3 separate regions of the Homo sapiens genome follow, and regions 2 and 3 are each linked to region 1. A link is a loop called in an ENCODE intact Hi-C map of the cell type or tissue named here. Cell type or tissue: endothelial cell of umbilical vein. All regions are shown on one strand.

What was found. A loop is a pair of places that touch in the nucleus more often than their neighbours do. Peaks named below come from ENCODE experiments on the same cell type or tissue, not always from the same donor. Only the 100,000 strongest peaks of a DNase experiment are listed, where the experiment ranks them.
Region 2: it touches region 1 in a loop (2.5-fold over the local background); 42 of 110 quality-filtered maps call a loop at or near these places.
Region 3: a loop joins it to region 1, with 3 times the contacts of the local background. A loop is called at or near these places in 75 of 110 quality-filtered maps.

Annotation. Positions count from the first base shown.
Region 1 is chr9:14,747,533-14,755,532 of GRCh38, reverse strand. It overlaps FREM1 (FRAS1 related extracellular matrix 1), which reads left to right. Exons shown (of 37, transcript NM_001379081.2): 30 at 5,257-5,406; 31 at 6,894-7,132; 32 at 7,805-7,852. Among named protein-coding and RNA genes, the nearest start is that of CER1, 29 kb to the right of the region's middle. In endothelial cell of umbilical vein, no CTCF peak of the experiment used is centred here; DNase peaks (open chromatin) are centred at 3,092 and 4,472; H3K27ac peaks cover 2,259 bases.
Region 2 is chr9:14,461,097-14,469,096 of GRCh38, reverse strand. It overlaps a transcript of NFIB not described here. Among named protein-coding and RNA genes, the nearest start is that of TRH-GTG1-6, 31 kb to the right of the region's middle. RefSeq lists a silencer at 2,352-2,646. In endothelial cell of umbilical vein, a CTCF peak has its summit at 3,449 (motif pointing left); a DNase peak (open chromatin) is centred at 3,426.
Region 3 is chr9:14,618,292-14,626,291 of GRCh38, reverse strand. It overlaps ZDHHC21 (zDHHC palmitoyltransferase 21), which reads left to right. Exons shown (of 10, transcript NM_178566.6): 9 at 6,610-6,653; 10 at 7,194-8,000. The coding sequence ends at 7,326. Among named protein-coding and RNA genes, the nearest start is that of ZDHHC21, 71 kb to the left of the region's middle. In endothelial cell of umbilical vein, no CTCF peak of the experiment used is centred here; no DNase peak of the experiment used is centred here.

The sequences.
Region 1 (8,000 bases):
TCCCTGGGGTTTGAGATGGATCTGAATCAAATGTGGGGGCTTGGGAGTGGCAAATACAATGGGCCTGGAGAAGCAGACAGGACTGTGGCTTTGTGCTTTCCTGCCAAGGAGATGTTCTGCATACTGAGAACACTCCTCTAAGTGTGAACTATTGACATCATCTGCCACTAACTCATAAAGAGTTGAGCAAAGGCAAAAGAAAATGGCCTAAGTACCAGCACCACCTCAAAATTGCCTATCTTAATGTCAAACACAGAAAAGAAATGGCTCTCTGCAGTTCACTGCAAGTAGCATGATGCTTGAGGACTGTGTTAGTTTCTTCAGGCTGTCATAACACAGCATCAAACAGTGGGTAGCTTGAAACAGAGACATCGAGTGTCTCAGTTCTGGAGGCTAGAGGCCCAAGATCAAGCTGTCAGCATGAAGGATTACTTCTGAATCGATTCCATGCCTCTCTTCCATGCTTCCGGTGGCTGGGTGGCAAACGTTGGCATTCTTAGTGTCTGCTGCCTCACCTGCATCTCTGCTTTCATCTTCACGTAGCGTTCTCCTTGTGTGCATGTCTGTGTTATAAAGTCCCTGCCCCTTTTTTCTTTTTTGAGATGGAGTCACGCTGCGTCACCCAGGCTGGAGTGCAGTGGTGCAATCTCAGCTCACTGCAACCTCTGCCTCCTGGGTTCAAGCAATTATCCTGCCTTGGCCTCCCAAGTAGCTGGGACTACAGGCGCACACCACCACACCTGGCTAATTTTTTTGTATTTTTAGTAGAGACGGGGTTTCACCTTATTGGCCAGACTGGTCTCAAACTCCTGACTTTGTGATCTGCCTACCTCAGCCTCCCAAAGTGCTGGGATTACAGGCATGAGTCACTGTGCCCAGCCAAGTCCCCCTTTTTATACAATACCAGTCATAATGGATGAGGAGCCCACCTTATTCCAGTATGACCTCACATTAACTAATTACACCTGTAATTACCCTAGTTCCAAATAAGGTCACATTCAGAGGTACTGGGAGTGAGGACGTGAATTTTTTAGAAACGCCATTCAGCCTATAACAGTGAACCTTCACTTCGACATGCAAAAATCTGTATTTTGTTTTTGGCCTCCTTCCTGTGATAGTTAACATTCTAACTCAGATAAGCTGGTTCTTCCAGCTGACCTCCTTTTGTGGGAAGAGATCCTGTTATATATGGGAAAGATTCCTGTTATTTATGTGCTGTTTACTCCCACACTGGTACAGGCTCTTGCGGCCAACCCAACAATCCCTACAATGAAAGGGTGAGATGATGTGCGCCATGTCCCTTCCTACTTCATGTTAAGGCACTTCCAACTTTTCCATTTCTTGAGTCTTTGCCATATGTCATCTTCATAATTTGAGGTCTGTTTGCTACAAGATCAGGAGTAATTTTGGCTGCTAGTAGGTTTCAGGAGCCCATCAGGTGCTCTGTTTGGACTGATAGGAACTAGAACGTGTCACACTACAAGAGACTCTGAAATCTGTCTCTTGGAGATTCCACTGGATAAGATAAATACCCATTTGTCTAGAAGAGCTCACATGCTGTTTTGAGTAGATACTAATGACTTCTGGGGGCTGTAAATAATCTTATGATTTTAGATATTATTTAGACAATTTAAGAAATAATATAAGCATATCTTATAAATTAAGAAAAAAACAATTGGCTGTTCATTGTTTTAGAATTTATTAACCCAGAAGCAGTTTTGCAAACTGAAATCTTGCTTTAGAGAATTTTGAAGTTCTCCATGTCCACAGGTCCAGTAAATATTTACTCCTATCTTGTTAATCCTTGCCTCTTCTGGGTCTGGTGTCCCCATCCCCATATCCACCCCTTTTACCAAGGGAAATCAATTTGTTTCTTTTAAAACGGCAGCTTCCATGATTGGGTGAAGAAACAGAGTGAAAAACCGAAGACAGTGGGATGCCGTAAGGTTTGAGAACTCTTACGTGGGAGCTGGAAGGAAGCTTGCCTTGAAGTTGCAACTATGCTACCAAACCAAAAAAATACCAAACAAACAAAAGCAAACCCTAACTACTTTGCATTCAGCTATTGTGACTAGTCTTGAGTGGATATAAAAATACTCCTAAGAAAATGATTGTTTTCCTTTAAAATATGCATTATTGAAAGGCTTGCAGCATTCTTAATTGATCATCATTCCTTAGAGTCAAAATGTTTTCCAAGGGAACAGATCTCTAATGTGGCATTTACTAAAAAATATTGAGAAAATGTCTTTCAATAGAGAAATCTGCTTTGCAGGAAAACATCCAGGAACTCACCTACTCTGTAAAGTGGAATATGTCTGCATAAAATGACACCTCTGTTTTCTCTTCAGCACCTTTTGTTTTGTGGGAACAGGGAGCCAGTCCAAGCCTTCTGAAAATGCTTGTATATCTCAGGGACTTAGCAAATACTTTGCACCTTGAAAGTGAAAGAGGAAGGGAAAAAATGATAAAGTTTTGACTTCCAATCTCATTAACCTAAAGAGTTAGTCCTCTGTGCACACCTGGAAGGCATAGAAACCAAGTTGGAATGCACACAAACAAATCAGAAGCACTTAAATGAAACTCAAAAGATATTTTCTCCAACCCCTAACCATCTGGTTCTACTCCGTAAGGTCCAACAAAAACCTTAAGTTTTTTGTTTTTTGTTTGTTTGTTTGTTTGTTTGGGGGGTACTATAATTTTAAAAAATTAACCTTAAAATCAGAGAGTCGGTTGGGAGTTGGAAATATTTTCTGTATTGGATTTTATTTACATGATGCTTAACTTTATGGTCTTTGAGGGTCAAAACAGTTCTCCAAGTACTAATAATCATATTATTCATATGCTTTCTTCATTGACCACCTCTTATCTTTTCATGCCAATTGTATTACAGCAGCTGTCTATGTGGTCTTCAAACTTCTAGCCTATCTGTCTATCTGCCTGGATCTCCAGACTTTCTCACATAACACTCTCAGGTTCATTTTGCTAATCCACTTTCAGTGTGTGACTTCTTTGTTCAAGACCCTTCCCTCTTGCCTATGTTGTAAAGTCTGAATCTGGCCAGGTGCCCAGGGCTCTCTGCAGTCTGGCTACAAATAATCTTTGCAGCCTTATGGCCTCCTGTCCACCCATGTAACCTCTCTATTCCAGCCAGCTAATTCACTCACCCTTCCCGAGTCAAGACCTCTGCTTTGCTATCTTCCTGTCTTTACTTATGTTGTTTTCCTGTTTCCTCCCTCCTAATCCTTTCACTTCTAAAGCCCACATTTATATAGGCTCTACAATCTATTCTGTATCTTTTAGTAGGTAAACATACATAGCTTTCAATAATTATTTGACTTTTCTGGTTTTGCTTCTGTCTCCCCCAAAAGATTTTAAGCTCCCTTAGATCAGGGCTTGGCTTATGTTACACCTCTGGTATTCTCCATAGCATCTAATGCAAAGATAAGCATATCATAAGTACAAAATATATATTTTGATGTATTGATTTATCCATCCATGAGATGGGAATTGTATGGTATTATTATACATACTAGATGCTTCAACTTCTGCTTTTGCAAAGACTGTGAACGTAATTGGTTTAAAAACTCAGTACTGGAAGCTTAATAAATTAGCTGTCAGCCTGTTTTTGAATAAAATCTATTTATTCCAAGTACACCTAATTTTTTCCCCTCTAAGTGCAGCCAGCCAAAAGTAGAAGAAGTGGATAGCTTCACCTTTCCATTGACTTCTGTTGAGGATTGAAGAGACTGATTAGATCATGAGATCTATGTGAGGCATACCTTCAAGAAAGAGGCCACCATATAGATGGACAGTTGAGAGGTATAAGTCTGTAGAAGGCAATCTGCAAGATAAAAGAGTCGTTTTTTGGAGATGGGGACAAGGTCTCACTCTGTTGCCCAGGCTGGAGTGCAGTGACACATCCTGGGCTCACTGCAGCCTTGACCTTCTGGGCTCAAGCGATCCTCCCACCTCAGCCTCCTGAGTGGTTGAGATCACAGGCACGTGCCACCACGCCCACCTAATTTTTGTTTTTGTTTTTGTTTTATTGTAGAGATGGGGTTTTGCTCTGTTGGCCAGGTTGGTCTCAAACTCCTGAGCTCAAGTGATCTGCCCGCCTTGGCCTGCCAAAGTGCTGGGATTACAGTTGTTTACCACTGCACCCGGCCAAGAGTTACATTTTTAAGAGAAGACTTTTTAAAAAGTTTAACTGTATCATATAGAGGGGCTTAAAGGAGTAAAAGCACTCAAATAGCCAATGAGCAAATGGCAGAGTAAGCTTTTCCATCTCAGCTAAGAAAAGTTAAATCGATAAGTTTACTGTGTTTATTCCTCTTAAAGTTGAGCCTTCTTTCTCCACTTAAAAGTATTCCCTTTACTTCCTTCCACCACTTGTTCTTCTAAGTAAACTCAGGGGATATCCTATGATCCACATCATAGAAACTGGTCAGGATGAGATCATCTCAGAAGTTTCTTCTTGCAGTCTTAATATTTTGTGTATCTGGGGTTGCTTTGTTTCCAGTCTTGGTGTTGACAGGATGGCTGGGATATGTTTGTAAGGTCAAAACTGTTTTGTATAATATTAAGTTCACAAAGTTACTGTGAACCAAGCTTGATTGTAACTTCATGAATAGAGGCAGCCAGAAAGAGGGAAAAAATTGGCTTTATTTCTAGAACCCCCAGCCCATAAATTCTCTCTAGGAGGATATCAAACTACTGAGTATTATATCATCAGAAAAAGCATTTGTGGGCTAGAAAGATCTCAGGAAGTGGGGAAGCCGATGCAGGCAGCTGTCTTTAGAAATGATTAAGAAATCAATCATTTCAAGGGTTCCATGAATAGCATGAAGTACCATCCAATAATCACTTCTGTCTGCATCAACAGCTTAAGATTTTTTAAACTATTAAGATTTTGAGATTGCAATACTTGTTTACTCTTCAGAAGAGAAGGGACAGGTTGGGAAAATAATTAAGTCTTGGATCTCATCTAATAACCATTTTTTTTTTATCCCTTGCATACTGCAGCTTACTTTTTTGTTACAGTGTTTGCATTTAAACGGAAACATCATCGTCCAGGAACAAATGTGGTCTTTTCATATTATTTGGGAGAACAGCAGGACTTCAGTGAGTTGGTAGCAGTACAATAGCTCACTCGGGCTACTGCAGTCTAGCTGTAGACATGTTAATTAATATATTTCTCTGACACCTAGGTGATTGAAATAGCAATTAAAGAGTAATTAAAATGTTTACTTCTTGTAGGAATGTCAACTAAGATGTGGAATATAGCAATTACCTATGACGGATTAGAGGAAGATGATGAGGTCTTTGAAGTAATTCTGAACTCCCCTGTGAATGCAGTTCTTGGCACAAAGACAAAAGCTGCAGTGAAAATTTTGGACTCAAAAGGAGGTATTCTTTTGATCCTCATCTTGAAATCAGGAGCGGTCCTGGCGCTGTAGCTCTTGCCTTCAACAGCCAACGTGCTTGATAACACCTTCAAATCAAAATGCTTAATTTCTTGTCAAGAAAGCACCCTCAGTCGTGATGTAGGCCCTTTATTCTGGTTTCTGCTTCATGTGGTTTTCCTCCTGCTAAGTACGATCACTTGAGAAAAGCAACAAGTCAGTGCCGTAGTTGTTTTTTTCCTACCCGTTTGTTGTTCTCACCGAGGGGGAAACAGTGTTGGTGAGAATCTGTCGACAATTATTTTCCCCAGAGTCTGTAGAGCTATAATTATCTTTCTCTGTTAAAGAGCACTCTTAATGCCTAAAATCTGAGCCCCCACTGTAGTGTGACCAGGAAAATTCTAAGAGAGGAAGGAATTGGAGAAAAATAGATGTGAAAGATGCAGCTGGCTTGGGAATTTGGGAGCAGCTGGAGAATATTAATGAATGACTTTGGATGGCAGCGCCAAACAGGTCCTGGATTGTCTATGCTAAAGAACAACCTGTGAACTAAATAAAATAAAGACCAGCCAGACTCTTTGGTGCTCTGATTTTTTTCCACCAAATGCCTTTTAGTTACTTGTCTTTTTAGCATTTGACGAGTGTTCGTACCATACTCAATCTTACACTCCCATTTTTATACCTGTCATGCCCTGTGGTCCATATTTTTTTCTTGCCTGGAATCTATTCCCTTCTCTTCTCTTTCCTACTCTATAAAAAAATGGGACCTCCCCTCTTTTCTTTATAATATCCTTGTTTCTGCAACATCTCTCCCCACTACCTTTCCTCACCAAATTTATTTCTTTTCCAGTAGAATTTTCTGGTCACATGAAGTACATAAAATACATGATATACACACCTTATATGTGAAATATAAAATACCCAGACAAGGGTTTTGCCCTCAAATTTTTTATGCCTTCCCAGAAATACTAATTGGTGAGGTTTCCAATAGGAGCCGCTCTATTAAGATTTACTGGGTCTTTGTTCTACAGCAACTAAGAGAAAAGTTTTATAAATACTACTTAATTCTATGACATCTTTAAACAATTCCAGTTTCTACCTCTAGGAAATGATTACTTTAAAGTGCTTGTGGAATAATGCTTGATCAGTGAATAAACTTTTATGTTGGGGAATACTATAATAAGAGAAGTGAGACTTTCCCCCCAGTATATGATATGATAATAAAATCATAACAGTGATTTTCATTTGGGGTTTATGAAATTGATTTCATGACTTTATAATCACTCAATAGATGTGCAGACGAGCACAGCTTTCCTGGATGTAAACTGATGAAGAGTAAAGGAGTTTCTGGCAAATGGCAAAAAGGCAACATCTGGTGGGAAAACCATCCATCTAGGTTTAATGACAAGCTGCTCCAGGAGCTGTGTCAATGTGATACCTTATCTGTTTGTGTAAAATGAACTGACCGCCTGCCATCTTGCATGCCTCCAGGACAATGCCATCCTTCATATTCCTCCAACCAAAGCAAGCACAGCACATGGGAGAAGGGCATTTGGCATCTGCTGCCCCCAGGGTCTTCCTCATCCACCACTTCTGGTTCCTTTCATCTGGAAAGAAGACCTCTTCCATCTTCCATGCAGCTAGCAGTCATCAGGGGAGACACCCTGCGGGGCTTTGATTCTACAGATCTTTCTCAAAGGAAGCTTAGGACCCGTGGGAATGGCAAAACAGTAAGGATGGGGACCTTCTGGGAAATGATGTGCAAAATACATATTAAAAGGATCAGAAGATATTAATAAGTATTCTGAAACACTGAAGAAGCTGTTTTGATTCTCATAGTGAGTGGGGGCCATGGTTCCTTGCACAGTTATGCAGTGCCTTCTGTATACAAAGATCTTGAGGCTGCCTTGCTTCTTTAATTGTACTGAGGTGATAGATATGCTGATTCATCCATATGATTTCTTCTTTGATTCCTTTTGTGACCAAGACAAATAGGGAATGATCCATGACCCTGAAATAGAGTGAGATGAAATGATGCGATTGGGTGTGGAAGCCATGGCTTTGACCTTATTAACACAGCATTCTAACCATTGCATACTCTCATATGTGCACACGCGTGTGTGTGTGTGTTCTTGGACCTGTGTACTATAGATATACCAAAAAATAAAGATGTACTTTTTCCCTGACTGGAACTCTGTATGTGTGAATCCACACAACAATCATAAATTCTGATTAGGCCTAGTGATTTTTGAAATTCCAATGATTTGGGCGTGGGAAATCTTAAGATTACATATGTTTTGTAATTGTTCAGACATTAGCAAGATCTTACTTGGTGGTTTTACCCTATTGCTAGTTATTAGTCAATCCAATTCTGTTCATATTTTGTTCTCTGTCAATTTCAGGTTCGTCCATCCTCTGTTTATAGAAATGGAACAGACATCATCTATAATGTAAGTGTAGTCACAGAATTGCTAAATTTCTTATATTTATGGATGCAAGTATTTAATGAAGCTATTATTTTATATTTTTTATATTTATACATTTCTCTTAAAAAATTGTTTTGAAATTAGAGGCTTGGGTGTTCAGAGAAACAAATCC
Region 2 (8,000 bases), 290 kb after region 1:
AAAGGAACGTAGACACAGGACCACTGGTGTTCTACCTGAAGTGTGTGGAATCGAAGTGGGCATTGTTGTGCCTGCCTGCCTGTCCCAGACACACTTCTGATACCTGGATATGTCAGTGTGGAGCACACGGTTAGGATTAGAATGAGGGAGGAAAGAGGATATGAGAGTGAGAAGCCACCAGTATTTCTGGAGTTATTTTTATTCCAAATGGTGGTCTTCTGTACCTTTCTACCTGTGAGATCTGGGCAATTTACTTGTGAGAGTCTTAGTTCCCTCACCTATCAGTGAGTGTGATCATTTCTACCTCTTGAAATTGTTTTGGAATTTAACAAAATATGTATGTAGAACACCTAGCATTCAAAATGCCTCACAAGTGACAGATAGCTCCTTCTTCATATACATCCACTGTATCTCCACCAGTTTTCTATCCAGTTCCTGCCAGCATCTTATTCGAGTGGAGAATATCATCTCGTGTTCCAGACTTTTCCTGAGAGAAGCTGAAAGAGGAGCAAATTAGAGCTGCTTTGGGCAGCAATTTTTACACACTCAGAAATAGTGCAACAAAATTAAAGCCTCCAAGCCAAATGGAATACCCACTCTCACCCCTCTACCCAACCTGGGTACCAGCTAACAAAGAATGCATCTCTATTCATTAATAAGTGGGCATTTTTTGTGTTTATGTTACGCTAAATGTTGGAAATGACCCCCTTCCCCTTCACTGCCCTGAATGCCTTAGATCATATCATCTCCTCACCTTATCTTACTGGCAAAGAGGTGTACCTTAATTAGCATTTTACAAGCATTTTGTCTGCATTGGTTACCTTTAAGTTTGATAAGTCCTTGAAAGCTCTATATTCATTCACTCTTCTTAAAGTCTTGCTAAATACTCTCTTATACAACCAGGCTCTGATGACATCATGCTTCGTAGCAAACATACATCCTTGGTGAGTGGCTTTGTCAAATCGGTTGGTTTTCTACATTTGGCACTTTGTGTGTAAGTTGGTTTGTTCCCCTATAGGGATAATTTCTGCACATAAATTCTGGAGAAATAGACTAACGAATATCTAATGCAAAGCTGATTACTCTTCCTTGAGTAAAGTGACATCTCCACAGGATTAAAGTCATATTTGAAAAGAACACACACTTGGAATTGCACAGATCAGGGCTTGATCATTTCCACCATTTAATACCTACATTGTTATTAAATCTCACTCAGCCTCAGTTTTTTCATCTGTAAAATGGGGACAACAGTGTCTTCCATATACATTTACTGTGAGGATCAAATCAAATGTAAGATGTTTGGCCTCCTGCAAGGGCTCCACAGACACAGTTCTTAGTTTTCTTTCCTAATGTATCTCAAGCACCTAAAACAGAGCTTGGCCTATGGTAGGTGTTTGATAAGTATTTATTGAATGAATATCAAATCAATAAATATTTATTAAATGAGTAAATCAATATTGAGTGAATAAATACATATTGAATGAATGCCAATTGACTGAATAAATAAATAATAAATATTGAATGGATAAACAGTTTATAAAACCCTATAGCACCAGGACAAAGGATATCCCTTCACCCCAGTAAGAGCTGTTAATGAGACCAGCAGTCACAGGTGGCTTAGTTGGCAGCCCTAAGCCTATTTTCATCCTCTTCCATCCTCTCCTTGGCTTCTCTAATCACTGTCTCACCCACTCATGCGTCCCCAAATTTTATAGGCTTCTTAATAACTTTGCTGATGTGCCTGGATCTACTTGTGACCTGGCCAGACCCTGTGTGCTGGCTGTGCTGGGAAGAGGAACAGCTCTCAGTGACTCAGGTAAGGTGGAGGTCAAGGATTAAAATGAAGCCAGTTCTCTTTAGCACGGAATAGCCTTTTCTTCACATCAGGACAGCCTGTGGTGCCCTAAACTCATCAAATGATGAACTCTATTTGGATTCTAAATGACAGTTGTCAAGGAAACAGCCACTATTCCCCCACCACCCAACACCTCGAAGGGAAACCTAGAAGTCTCTCTCATTAGAGCGAAGCCTGACTTTTGCTGGTTCTCCTGCCCTCTTGCCCTGGCATGCCGGGATCTCACAGCCCCCTCCCGCACAGCATAGCAGTGAAGCCTCAGCTGTGGTCCTGGAATGGTGAATCTTTGGGACTCTAGATCTTAATTTCCTAACCCCAGCCTTGGCTTGTTTTCAGGCAAATAGAGGTCAGCCTGTCTGGTTTTCTTTCAGTGGGGCTAAAAGCCAGGCCATCCTTTGGGTGTTTTCAAAATCTGGGGCAAATTGCACTGTGTCTCCAGTCTCCTCAGCCCCAGCTCCCCCACCATAAACCATATACTTGTTTCTGGTTAAAATGAATAACAAAGGCAGACATAAAGAAGAATAGAGAGGGAGGAGACACCACAAAGCAGACCCTGGGGGGCAGAGGAGAAAGAAGAGAGGAGAAAGGGCAGAGAAGGCCCCTTGCTGGTAGGACTGTGTTCCACCGCTATGGAGAGCAGGAGGGAAGGCTGACAGACGGGAGCTCCTAGCTTCCGACTGTTTTCAGGCTGGAAGCACCCGCCTCCATTGCTTTTTCCTCTGGCCTCATGATCTCTGAAGCCAACAGAGTGGGAAGTATGAGGGGAGAATGTCAAACGCAGAGCCCAGAGGATGGTGCGATCCAGAGTGCCGTGTTCCTAGACCTTCCATCTGCACACCCCCAGTGCCAGTGCAGAGTGTGCTGTCAGAGCAGCCCAGTCTTTCCATGCCTCATCTTCACTGGAAAATAAGAAAAGACACGTCCGCTGCCTTAGTATTGCCTGCATACTACCACTTGGCAGACCTTCAGGGTTTTATGACAAATAGTAATGAATAATTAACTAATCATTTGAGCTGCTGAAGATAACGGCCTTGCCTCAGCTTGCACCATCCCAGACAGGCCTTGACAGTGTTTCCTTTCTTCATAAAGGCTGGCTGAGATGCGGGCTCTCTCCGAACACCCGTGAGGCCATCAGGGAACTGGATCGTTCCTTCCTGCATTCTGCTTCTCACTAAGCCGCTCACAGGAGAGTGAGACAAATACAGCTGGTGACTCGACTCTCTCTCAGTCCTGCCGTGCTTTTCTATTGGAGACCAAAGTGTTGGGGGCCTACGACCTCCATGAGCTTCATTAGAGCAGTGGCTTGTCCCCTAGGGGACATTTGGCACTGTCTGGACACATTTCGATTGTCACAACTGGGAGAGGGAGTATTGTTGCTACTGGCATTTAGTGGGTAGGGTGCAGGGATGCTGCTTAACATCGTACAGTGCACAGGATGGGCCCCCACACCAAGAATTGTCTCGGCCCCAAATGTCCACCCTGCAGTAGAGTGGCAGAAGGACATGTCTCCCCAACATGTTCCATTGCATCCTGGTGACTGTAGGTAGCCCAGGACCAGAGAACCTTGGGCTCCCTCGAGTGGTGATTCACACTATGACAGCCAAGAAGGGCCCATAGCTGCAGGGGGTAGGGCGTGTGTGTGTGTGTGTGTGTGTGTGTGTGTGTGTGTAACAAGTCATTTCATTCATCACAAAATATGCTTTGGTTGACGGTGACAACAATTTTCATAAATCATTAATGAGCCATTTTCTTCTCTCTATGTTGTTAATATCTATGCAGAGGCCTTTGAATTCAGAGAGCAGATTTCCTTCTGATTAGTCAAACAGAGTGTTTATTTTTTGAAATATGTTCTTCCCATTTAGAGTAGCACTTGAGTGTGAATTTGTGTGATTTCTTTCTGTTTGTTTTCTTCCTAAATGGAAACTCCAAGAGCTTCCATCACGTTTCCCAGTCCTTCTTTTGGAAAGAGAACATTAGAAGGTTCCAGGATGGATGGCTCAGAGATAATGCTTCCATTTACATTTTTGAAGGGATGAGGATAAGGGGGTGGAAGGTAATTTTAAGATTCCAATTCTGATCATATGAACCATAATGAGAGCAAATCTTGCATGGTCCTACAAAGGTCTCTACAGTGAAGCCTTTGCAAAGCACATCTTGTTTATGACAGATTATTTGGTTTCCCAACCAAGCAATATTCTTAATGGGTTATTTAAAATTTAACTGACTGTTCTCATTTATCTTGTAGCCTGTCATCATGGCACTCCCATGTTCATATAATAATAATAATATCTATTGAGTACATTCCACATGACAGGTACTGTGTCACATTCATTAACTCATTCATTCTTCACAATAGTTGTATAGGGAAATACAACTCCATCTTTCACAGGAGGGATTGGAGACAAAAAGATAAATAACTTCACAAGGTCGCTCAGCCAGCAAGTAACAAAGTGGGAAAGGAGTCAAGGTCAGTCAGGTCCCAAAGCATGCTGACCGTCCCACTGAGATCTTTAGGGTTCTGGTCCATCAGAACAGCTCTCCAAGGGGCCCTGGGGGGTCTCGGCCAAGCACCCCACCTCCTCCATCCTGGCATCATTCTTGTGATCCTTTCCTCCTAAGCTCTCACCCCTGAGGCCAATTCCTTGCTACGCTCCATCAGCTGTTCTCCTCCTCAACTTCAGGTCTGTGTGCCTGTTTTCTCATGAGAAACACCCTCCCTTTTTCCTCCAACACTTCAGGTTCTGTTTTTGTTCAAAGCCCACTTCTTACCACCACCATAAAGCCTTCCCTAATGTTTTCCATGTTGAAAATGTGCACCGTCTAGGTTTGGATGAAAGCCTGGCTCCTTCCACACACAGCACTGCCTAAGAGATAATAAAATATATCTATGTCATGCACTGGGTTTACAATTTGAGGTCTCTGTACCTCCTTCATTACCTGCACGATAAGCTGAATCGATGGAATTAAAATACCCAGCTCATTTCAGAGGATTCTTACCATACATAAATGAGATAGTGGAAATGAAAACTTTTCATAAACGTAAGGCATTGTTTGATTATCATCCTGGTCTCTCTATCTTCAATTTTTATTCCTTTCATTTTTCTTTTCTCTGTCTACTACCAGATTTGGTTCAGTCAGAGACACAGCCAGTCACTAGCGGTAGGGCTGGAGAGAAAGTGGTTTTTCTTTTCTTGATTTCAGAATTTCCAACTGTAAAAATGCTACATGTTACAAGCAGCCTCAGACCCCATCGTAGATTGTGTTTTTAGAAAAGCAGGGAGAGGCCAGGCGCCCTGGCTCACGCCTGTAATCCCAGCACTTTGGGAGGCCGAGGCGGTCGGACCACGAGGTCAGGAGATCGAGGCCATCCTGGCTAACACGGTGAAACCCTGTCTCTACTAAAAATACAAAAAATTAGCCGGGCTTGGTGGCGGGCGCCTGTAGTCCCAGCTACTCGGGAGGCTGAGGCAGGAGAATGGCGTGAACCCGGGAGGCGGAGCTTGCGGTGAGCCGAGATTGCGCCACTGCACTCCAGCCTGGGTGACAGAGACTCCGTCTCAAAAAAAAAAAAAAAAAAAAAAAGAAAATCAAATGACTTCAGTCATGTAAATGATCCGAATAGCATCTTACATCCCAGAAAATGCAGATTTTAATAAAATGTGGGGAAAATTCACTTAACGATGCCACTCTGCAAGGAGGGGAGGAATTAGAGATTTCCTTTGCTATTAACAACATCACCATCCTGACATTGATGGGTGACAGAAACGGCTTTTTTTTCCTAGGATATTTGTTAAATATATAAGGGAAAAATCCTGTTAAATGTTCATTGAAATTGTATTGGCTTTAGAAATTAATTTATAAAGAACTGACATCTTTACATATTGAATCTCTCCATCTAATAAAGTATAGCTCTCCATTTATCCAACTCTTCTTTTATATTTTTTAGTAATTATGCCCATAAAGTCTTTTATATTTTCTGACATTTATTGCTGGGTAGCTGCAGCTTTTCTTGCTATTACCATAGGCAGTTTATTTAAATTAAGCTTATTTCAATTAAATAAAATAATAAAATAATTAATTAATAAAACAATCAAAATAATTATTTTATGATTTAATTATTTAATTGAATTTTAATTCTCATGTGTATTTATTAAATGTTATAGTTGTTTATTATTAAATTTTATTAAATTGAACTTATTATGGACAAGCTTCCCTGTGTTTTGTGAAAACTCTACCATTGTTTGAATATTAACATTGTAACATTCGTGAAGCACATATTCAGCACACAGGAACCACTACAATCAGCCTTTGAAACAAATGAATGTGACATTGTCTCTGCCTTTGGGAAGTGTTGCATAACTTTAAAACATGTTAATAACTAACAGCATAATTAATACAGTAAACTGATTGGCTATGGCCTTGTGCTAGAATCCCAGAACTTTCTAATAAATGGGAACACCTATTATATGAGCCTAGAGGCCCCATAGTCCCTGTGGTCAGGAACGCCTCACTTTTAACTATGAAAAATTCCCCCAATTGATAGTCACTTTAACTAAGAACTCTAAAACCCAGAGATAAGAATTCGATAGTCCTGTGTTTCTCTTACTGGTTACTCACACTCTGGAAGACTCCAGTGATGGATTCAAGAATACCATACGGTGGCCGGGCACGGTGGCTCACTCCTGTAATCCCAGCACTTTGGGAGGCCGAGGCGGGCTGATCATGAGGTCAGGAGATCCAGACCATCCTGGCTAACACAGTGAAACCCCGTCTCCACTAAAAATACAAAAAATTAGCCGGGCGTGGTGGCGGGTGCCTGTAGTCCCTGCTGCTGGGGAGGCTGAGGCAGGAGAATGGCGTGAACCCGGGAGGCGGAGCTTGCAGTGAGCCAAGATCGCGCCACTGCACTCCAGCCTGGGCAACAGAGCAAGACTCTGTCTGAAAAAAAAAGAAAAAAGAAAAAAAGAAAAAAAAGAAAAAAGAATACCATACCGTGATTCAGCACAATACACTGGGGTGATCAGCAGAAACCAAAGAATATATTTTATGCATCAGACTGAAACACTGATTGTGTATTAAAATGTTTTGACTAATTTAACTTGCAAATAATTTAAAACACCTATATTAAGATAACTAGGGATACCTTATGAGCTGGAATGCGAAACTTCCATTTCTATTTAAGAAAAGGTGTTAGGACACTCTGCCCAGGAGGTTCCCAATCAGTCTTCTCTGCCTTTGGTGTCTTCAGGGGAAATGCCTTTGATGCCTCAGAAGAAATCATCAATAACATGTGTATACGAGACCCATCTGAATCCAGTTCTCCCCTTGCTTTTGCTATTCCCTGGTTGCTCTTTGGACTCTTCAGGAAGATACCATAATGCCATTAATACATCTTTTTACCTGCTCCAGTGATCCTAGAGCACCCACTTAAGATCTGGTGGAATAAGTGCCCCAGGCAAAGTTTCCACAACTTAGGGTTTACAATTTGAGATCTCTGTGCCTCCTTCATTACCTGGAAAATAAGCTGAATAGATGGAATTAAACTACCCAGCCCACTTCACAGGATTCTTACCATACATAAAAGAGATGATAGAATGGGGTGCCGACGCTGGAATGCAGAGCATGGCATTTGGTTTCCTGTGTGCTATGTTAGTACTATATCCAGAAGGGGTGAGCTGATTGATGAAATGTGGAGGGGAAGCAACACATTTTTGCAAGTAGTTCCACAGTGGAAGAAAGACTTGAGCCAGAAGGACTCCTGCCTGCTGCTGATAGAGGCTGATTTGTAAGATGAGGCTTGGCAGAGAGTATCAATTCTGAGCTGAATTTTACAAAGTCAATTAGTTGGCTATGACACATCTATCACCAAGTCCTGTTTACTTTTCTTTTGGATTATTTCTTCCTATCACCTGTGTTCCTCCATTCCCATTGCCACCTCATAGTTGGATTTCTTCAACGGATTGATTCATTCATGTTCTCATTCAATAAACATTTAATCAACTCTGTGCCGATTGCTCTGCCAAGCTCACAGTTCCCTCAAGACCTCACAATCTACTGAGGGATAAAAAAATGAAGCATCAGTTACCAATTGGTGGTGTACAGACAATTGCAGAGAACAGTGTGGGATGCTATGGGACTGTGGAGA
Region 3 (8,000 bases), 130 kb after region 1:
CTGCAGAAAGCAGTAAATCTTATATTTATGGTTTGCTTATGGTATTTTGGCACAATAATTTATGTACATTTTATTGATATATTATTATTCCCTGAATCTCAGCCAAAGGGGCATGTTAAATGCCCATCTTATTTCTACTAATAACCAAAAATCTTATCAAAGTATAATTTTGGTGTTAAAAGTGTAAGAGTAGTTAAATTTGAGTTTTGATTATAAACAGTTTTTCAGCTGTTCCAAATATTCTGATTAGTGCGAGACTTATTTCTACAAAACATTATTGTATATAATCATCCTTGCTGGCTTCCTCTCTATGTTACTATATAATTATTTCCTGTATACTTGACTACTTTTACTAGATTGTAAGTTCCATGATGCTAAGGACTGTGTCATAATAGATACTTGGTAAATTTTTGATAGATGGATAAATGAATGAATGAATCATGGTTTACATATTTAGGACTTGTTTTTTCAACTGGATTATAAGCTCTTAGAGGGCATAGGATTTTATATGTGTAGTCTCTTGTAGTCCCTATTATTTTATTTTTCATTATAAAACCACTTGTTTGTTTGTTTAAACATAATGTTGAAAAGTTACATTTTGAGGTAATTGAGGTATTTCTTTCCAAGCCCTCTCAAAAAGTAGGTAGTAGGCAGTATCACTAAAATCTTAAGACTGCCATTTATTGAGGAGTTATAAGGGGTTTTGACATAATTAACTCATTTAATCCCCACAAAAACCTATGAGGTAAGCGTTATTATTTGGAAATGGAGGTATAGAGTTTTAGCAATTTTCTTTAGATTATACAGTCAGAAAGTGGCATTTAAGATTAAGAGAAGTGTGAGGATTATTTTGGAAAGAGATTTTCAGTGTCTATAAATATAAGATCTGTTGCCTTCTCACTTTTGTTCTATGATTGATTCGATGTTTATGTGAACTTCAGATCCCTGATAAAAGACATAGCTGGTCTTTTGTTGGAAATGGGTGCTTAAAGAACCATTCATTTCAAATGAGGAAAGTAGAAGGAAGACAGAGCTAAGATTAACAGGACATTTCCCTCTTTTGATTGAAAACAAAACTAAAAATAAGGAATCATGCTATTTCTGTTCATGTCCAATTAGTTTAGTGCTGCAAATTTATATTAAGTTGACCATTTTGTACAGTATGTGCTGCTAAGTGCTATGGAAAAATTTAAAGTTAAATGAGCTACTGTTCATATACTAATCAGAGGTGCTAAGAAGTGAAATGAAAGTCTTTCTTAGAATTAATATAAATTAGTAATAGATAAAGCAGGCAAAGTTTTTCTCTAATTGTGAAAAACTTGCCTGAGTAGTGTTTTTAATTTTTAAATTTTTGATTGATATATAATAATTGTACATAGTTATGGGGTACAATGTGATGCTTCAATATTTGTATACATAATGTAATGATCAAATCAGTAATTAACTTATCCATCACCTCAAACGTTTTTCATTTATTTGTGGTGAGAACATCCGAAATCCTCTCTTCAGGCTATTCTGAGATGTACAGTACTTTGTTGACTGTAATCACACTGCTGTGCAATAGAACACCACAATTTATTACTCCTTTCTAATTGTAACTTTGTACCCATCGACCATCCTCTTCCCCATCCTTCACTTCTTTCTACCCTCCCCAGTCTCTGCTAACTACTGTTCTATTCATACTTCTGTGAGATCACCTTTTTTAAGATTCTGCATATGAGTGAGAACAGTCAGTATTTGTCTTTCTTTAACTGGCTTATTTCATTTATGCATGTGATCACAAATGATCGTACTTCATTCTTTTTTTGGCCGATTAGTATTCCATTGTGTATATATACCATATTTACTTTATTCATCTGCTGTTAGACACAGGTTGATTCCATATCTTGGCTATTATGAAGAGTGCTGCAATAAACATGGGACTCTGACATACTGATTTTATTCCTTTGAATATACAGTTGTCCCTCACTCTCCATGGGGGATTGATTTCTGGACCCCACAGGGATATCGGAATCCATTGAGGCTCCTGTTCCTTATGTAAAATGGTGTAGTATTTGAATATAACTTATGGACATCTTCCCTTGTACTATAATTCATCTTCTAGATTATTTATAATACCCGATACAACGTAAATACTATGTAAATAGTTGTTAAACTATATTATTTTAATTCATATTATTATTTATTTTTTTAAATAGTTTTTCTTAAAGTATTTTCGATCCATGGTTGATTGAATCACAGCTACAGAACCCACAAATATGGAGGGCTGACAGTGTACCCAGTGCTGTGATTGCTGGATCATATAGTAGTTTTGTTTTTAACTTTTTGAGGTGCCTCCATACTGTTTTTTATAATGACTGCATGGATTTACACTTTCCCCAACAAGAGTAAAGGTTCTTCCCCAGACTGTGTAAGGGTTCCCTTTTCTCCACATCCTTGCCAACATTTACCTTTTGTATTTTTGATAATACCCTGGGATAATTCTGATTGGGATGACATGATTTCCCATTGTGGTTTTTGATTTACGTTTCTCTGATGGCTAGTGGTGTTGAACATTTCTTCATATACCTGTTGGTCATTTCTATAATCTTTTCTCTGTTTTAGAATCAGATTTTTTTTGTTTTCTCTCTCTTTTTTTTTTTTTTTCTGTTGAGTTGTTTGTGTTCCTTATGTATTCTGGGTATTAACCCCTTGTCAGATGTATAGTTGCAGAGATTTTCTTCCATTCTTTAGGTTGTTTCTTCAATGTATTTTTTTTTTTAAGAGACAGGATTTCATTCTATCACCTAAGCTGGAGTGCAGTGGCATGATCATAACTCACTGCAGCCTTGAACTTCTGGGCTCAAGCAAACCTCCCACCTAAGTCCCCCAAGTAGCGAGGACTACAGGCACATGCCACCATGCCATGCCTGCTAATTTTTTAAAGGTTTTGTTTTGTTTTTGTAGAGACAGGCTCTCACTATATTGGCTGCACTGGTCTTGAACTCCTGGCCTCAAGCAATCCACCTGCCTTGGCCTCCCAAAGTCCTGTAATTACTGGCGTGAGCCACCGCACCCAGCCATTCACTATGTTGTTTCCTTTGCTATGCAGAGCTTTTTTGTTTGATGTAATCTCATTTGTCTGTTTTTTTTTTTGTTGTTGCCTTTTTTTTTTATGTCTTACCTAAAAAATCCTTATCCAGGCAATGTCCTAAAGCATTTCCTCTATGTTTTCTTCCAGTAGTTTCATAGGATCAGGTCTTAACATTGAAGTTTTTGATCCATTTTGAGTAGATTGTGTGTATAGAACAGTGTTTTAAACTCTAGATTAAATCACCATAGAGTCATTAGGTAACTACGTGTAGCAGACTTGGAAGCATCAACAAGACCTATAATAATAAAGAATGCAGGGGATAATTGAGGTTAGATTGAACTGTCTTCAAGGAGTCTAATGAAAAGAATTTTCTTACTTTCCTCAGGTCTGCAGTTTGGCAGGTCTAGAAACTCCATTTTGAAATTGTTTGCAGGGTTAAACAGGTCCAGAGGCAATGGCTCTTACTTCCAGACTCAAAAGAGATAGTCATATAACAGATTGTTTATTCCTTTATGTGCGATTGTCAGGTGTGCCAAAGGACTCTTCAGCACATTCTTTCTCCTGTATGACAACATATGTGGCAAAGTGTTGCTTGGTGAGAATGAACTCAAAACAGGATGAGTTAGTTGGATGGATTGTATCATCAAGCGCTCTATGCCAAGAGGACTGGGTTCTCAGGTCTGTTAACCAGGAAACCTCTGGTGATAAATTCTTGCTCTTTATCCCACCCCCCTGCAACCTCTCATTTTCCTAACATCAAGCCAAGAGATATCTCTTTCTCCTTTTCTCTTAGGAACTTCCCCGCCCCCCCATTCCAGGTATAATTTTACTACTTAGGATACAGTGGTAATAGTCAACATAATTTTTTAGACTAGACCTGAAAAATAATTTCTTATGTAAGATCACCCATCAGAAGATAAAATATTAGATAAAATAGGTAGGGCCTATATTTCTGTATGTCTTGCTGTTTCTAGTTCATTATTTTTAAGAACATCCAGTTTTTAAAATAGTAAATCATCCTCATATATCTCTTGGTCATGTAGACTGAGGAAAGTCTTAGATATTTTGATCATTAGACTGTAATCGAGGTGTAAATATTTATAAATAAAAGTGTTCTGGTAGACGACACATAGTAAAAACTTGTTTGTTATCATTCCTGGACAAGTGAATTTCTCTGGATAGCTGAGTTTTACATATAACTGAGGACTTATATTTTGTATTTAAACTCCTTGAGGATAATAGTTATCTTATTGGTCCTTTCATGATGAGCACTAACTGTGTTGAGTCTTTAGTATTGAATGAAGTTATCTGCACCAAAATATTTTTTAGTGGTTTTTTTTAATTCCAAAAGTATATTTAACTTAATTTGACACTTGAGGATAACTTGTGGTTTTTCATATTCTTCATAGTAGTAACCCCTGTCCTCTTCTAGTTTGCTGTTTCTGTCCTGCTAGTGAATGTGATAACCTAATTTGTATTGCTCTGGGTGTGTTATATGTAAGCACCAGTGCAAAAACTTGATGACATGTTTGGTTGCTAAAATACAAATTGTACTTATAACAGTATTCTGGATAACAGAGTTACAGACAGATGAGCATTTGCCATTTCTAGAGGAAAAAAAATAGCCTATTTGGGCCAGCCTCACAAATCCTACTCATAAAGTAATGGTAAGCATCACATTGTTTGAAAGAATAACCATGCTTATGATGATTTAATAGATAGTATTTTAGTTATTTCCCAAAACAGATTCAAGAAAGGTATCAAAAACACTTGAAAATAAAAGCTTTTTCTGTATGAAATCTAAATCTGAAATCTTTAAAGTTGATTTTTTTAATGCCACAAATAAATCCTTCAGGATTATAAACAAGTTGTAATTTCTCCATAGTAAAAATTGCCCTTAATCTTAGCTGGTGAGAGTAGTCTGACCTTTCATTTGCCTTATATACCATGGAATAGTTTATAGTTTTTAAGTGTTGTCCACATCTGTGATCTTAGGCCATTCATATACCTTTCCTAATAGCTATTCTATTTCAGCTTTCTCGTTGACTTCTATCTCATCTTTTTCTTCGTACTTTTGTGTAAGTTGTTTTAATTGCTTTGGAACAATGTGTTACTATCAAAACTCTAAGAAACCATTAAAATGACTTACTTCCTTTACAGATGTGGAACCTGAAGCCCAAATTTCCTCTAAGACCCTAATCAGTGTTCTCATATGTTTGTAGACTGTGTTTTCATAAAGTAAGACATTTTGAGGAAATTGCAACGGAGCAGAGAAAGGTTAATTATTAATACAATTGTCACTGGATACCATTAATTACACAGCTTGATAGGAAAACTAATGAATATAGAATATGTAGCTAATCTATAACTTTTTAAAAATTCCTGGAAAATGTGTAAATGAAACTATGTTGTTGGTTATTAGTTATCTTAAAAATAGATCCATTTTCTCTGATTTTCTCTTACATAGGCTAACTGTAGTTATGCAACTATTCTTAATGAGAATTTAATATTATGAGCTATTAACATCTCTAAAGAGTTGTTTTTGAGTGAAGGTGCTGTTTATTAGCATCATTGGAAAAGTTTTGCAGCCAAATAAGTTCTTGGGATTTTACCTGTAGCTGCAAGAGTTTGCATGAATAGTACTGCTTAAATAAGTCCACCTATGTATAAACAAAGTGTTAAGGTAAAGTAAGGGATAAAAAGAGGAAAACTTCTCCAGCTTTTGGTGTATTTGAATGAATGTACTCTTTTGCACTGTTTCAAAATATATTTAAAATACAAATAAATATCTAAAAATAAGATTGTGTAATTTGTGTTTTGATTATTTGGCTATTGCTTATAACAATTTGCCAGTCTAATGATAAGTCTTCTGATAACAGAAACCAGCATTTCTGGAAGCAATCTTCTGTTTGTTGAAATTTTTTTTTTTACATATTTGTGTTAGAGCCTTACAGAAAGCATACAATTAGGGAATTGTATTATCAAAAAAGTTATTTTTTCCGCTAAGAAAGAACTCTGGTCAGTTTAGTTTTCAGAATAATAGATGTTGTAATATGGCAAATTCATAGATTGCCTTGTTGAGTTTTGTTGTTGTTTACAGAAACCCAGAACCAGTAGCACCCTGACTCTTAGGCAGTTTTCTGTTCATTAGTTTCTTTCATATGTCATTTTAGTATTTATTTTTTAATGCATATTCACTGACAGTTAAATTGAAAGTAGATTGTAGACTTTCAAAGGAATTGTCAAGAAAGCAAGTGTAATAAAAGGTTATATTTTAATGAAGTGATACTGTCATAATTTTTGTGAGGTTTTAGTATTTGAATAGGTTTTTTTTTGCATAGTATAATGTTGATTTTGTTTTTCCAAGGGGATTCCAGCAATGTATGAAAGATAATTTAAAATTCATAATACTCATATATAAACTGTTTAAATCTATAGAATATTTTTGGAATAAGATTAAAAACATGATAGAGTGGATACAGAATAAAGACTTAATAACTTTCTTACATCTGAATATAATTTTTTATTTTTAATAGGATACAACATCTATTGAAAAGATGTCAAACTGTTGTGAAGATATGTAAGTATAAAACTGAAGTGTATAGTATTATTTAAAATTGGAAAGAACTGGACATACTTGAGAAATATGTGCATATGGTAGATAGATAATATAATGATGGCTTTTTCTTGGTGCATTGTCTGAGGCCTGTGCTAGGCAAGCTACCCCAGTCTTACAGTAGGGGTTTTCCAGCCATGGTAGTTTTCACACTAAAATGCTGATCATTCTTGTGCCTTGTCTAACTAAAGTAAGTTAAATTATTTGTCCTGAAAGTACATCAAAAGAGATTTGCTACTGTGTTGTTGACACACATTCTGTTAATCCTGAGATTTTCCTCTGCTTCAAAAGTTGCGCTCGGTTGATTGACGACACAGATACAATATCTGCTATCCAGAGTTAAAACTCAGCTGCATGCCATAATGAAAGAAAAGCTGTATTTATGATGCTGGGACACAATTCATCAGAGTCCAGTAATGGATCCCCAGCCAATCTGTATTGTTTTAGCTGACTGAAGTGCACCATGGGAGTGCTGTCTTTCACTAATAATGCTGTCTTCTGTAGATCGAGGCCCCGAAAGCCATGGCAGCAGACCTTCTCAGAAGTTTTTGGCACTCGTTGGAAGATCCTGTGGTTCATTCCTTTCAGGCAGAGGCAACCACTGCGAGTTCCCTACCACTTTGCCAATCATGTCTAAACAGATGGATGGTGGGCACAGATGGGTCCTCCATGCTGGCAATGCGTTACAGGTTTTATGATAATAGAACTATGACAGTCTTCAAGTCAATTAAAATCCACCCACCAGTCTTAGGCATCATAATGTGCCCCAGGCTTTATTTTAATAGTGATCTTGATCCTGTTGTGGGACTAATACAAGATCTATATTTAAGTTTTAAAGCATGTTTACTTTCAAATTAGCTTTCCACAGGGATTTCTTGAAATGCTTTTGTTATTAAACTCAAAAGGCAGTGATTAGGATGAAATAATTGTACATAATTTATTTTAGTACTGACAGTGTTACAGATTCTAATTTATGGTAAATTTCAGATGTTTATTTAAAATTTTCACTTTTAAACAGTAACCAAATCTAAATTTAATTATTCAGGTTTTACAAAAGTTGATACACCTTCTTATAGTATAGGTAAATTTTCTTTTTCAAATCCAATTTAAAATAACCTTTCCTTTTAAATGTGCTGCAACGTTTTTAAAAATGCAGCAGCATAGGAGTGAACAACAGCAACACAAAACGGGCATTGGTTTCTTAGGAGTGGCTTGCTTACGTTTTCTTCTTTTTTCTTCACCAAAACCAACATGAAAGTACCACTGAAGTAAAACACCAACTACCTACCTTACTATAAAGGAAATGTTAAA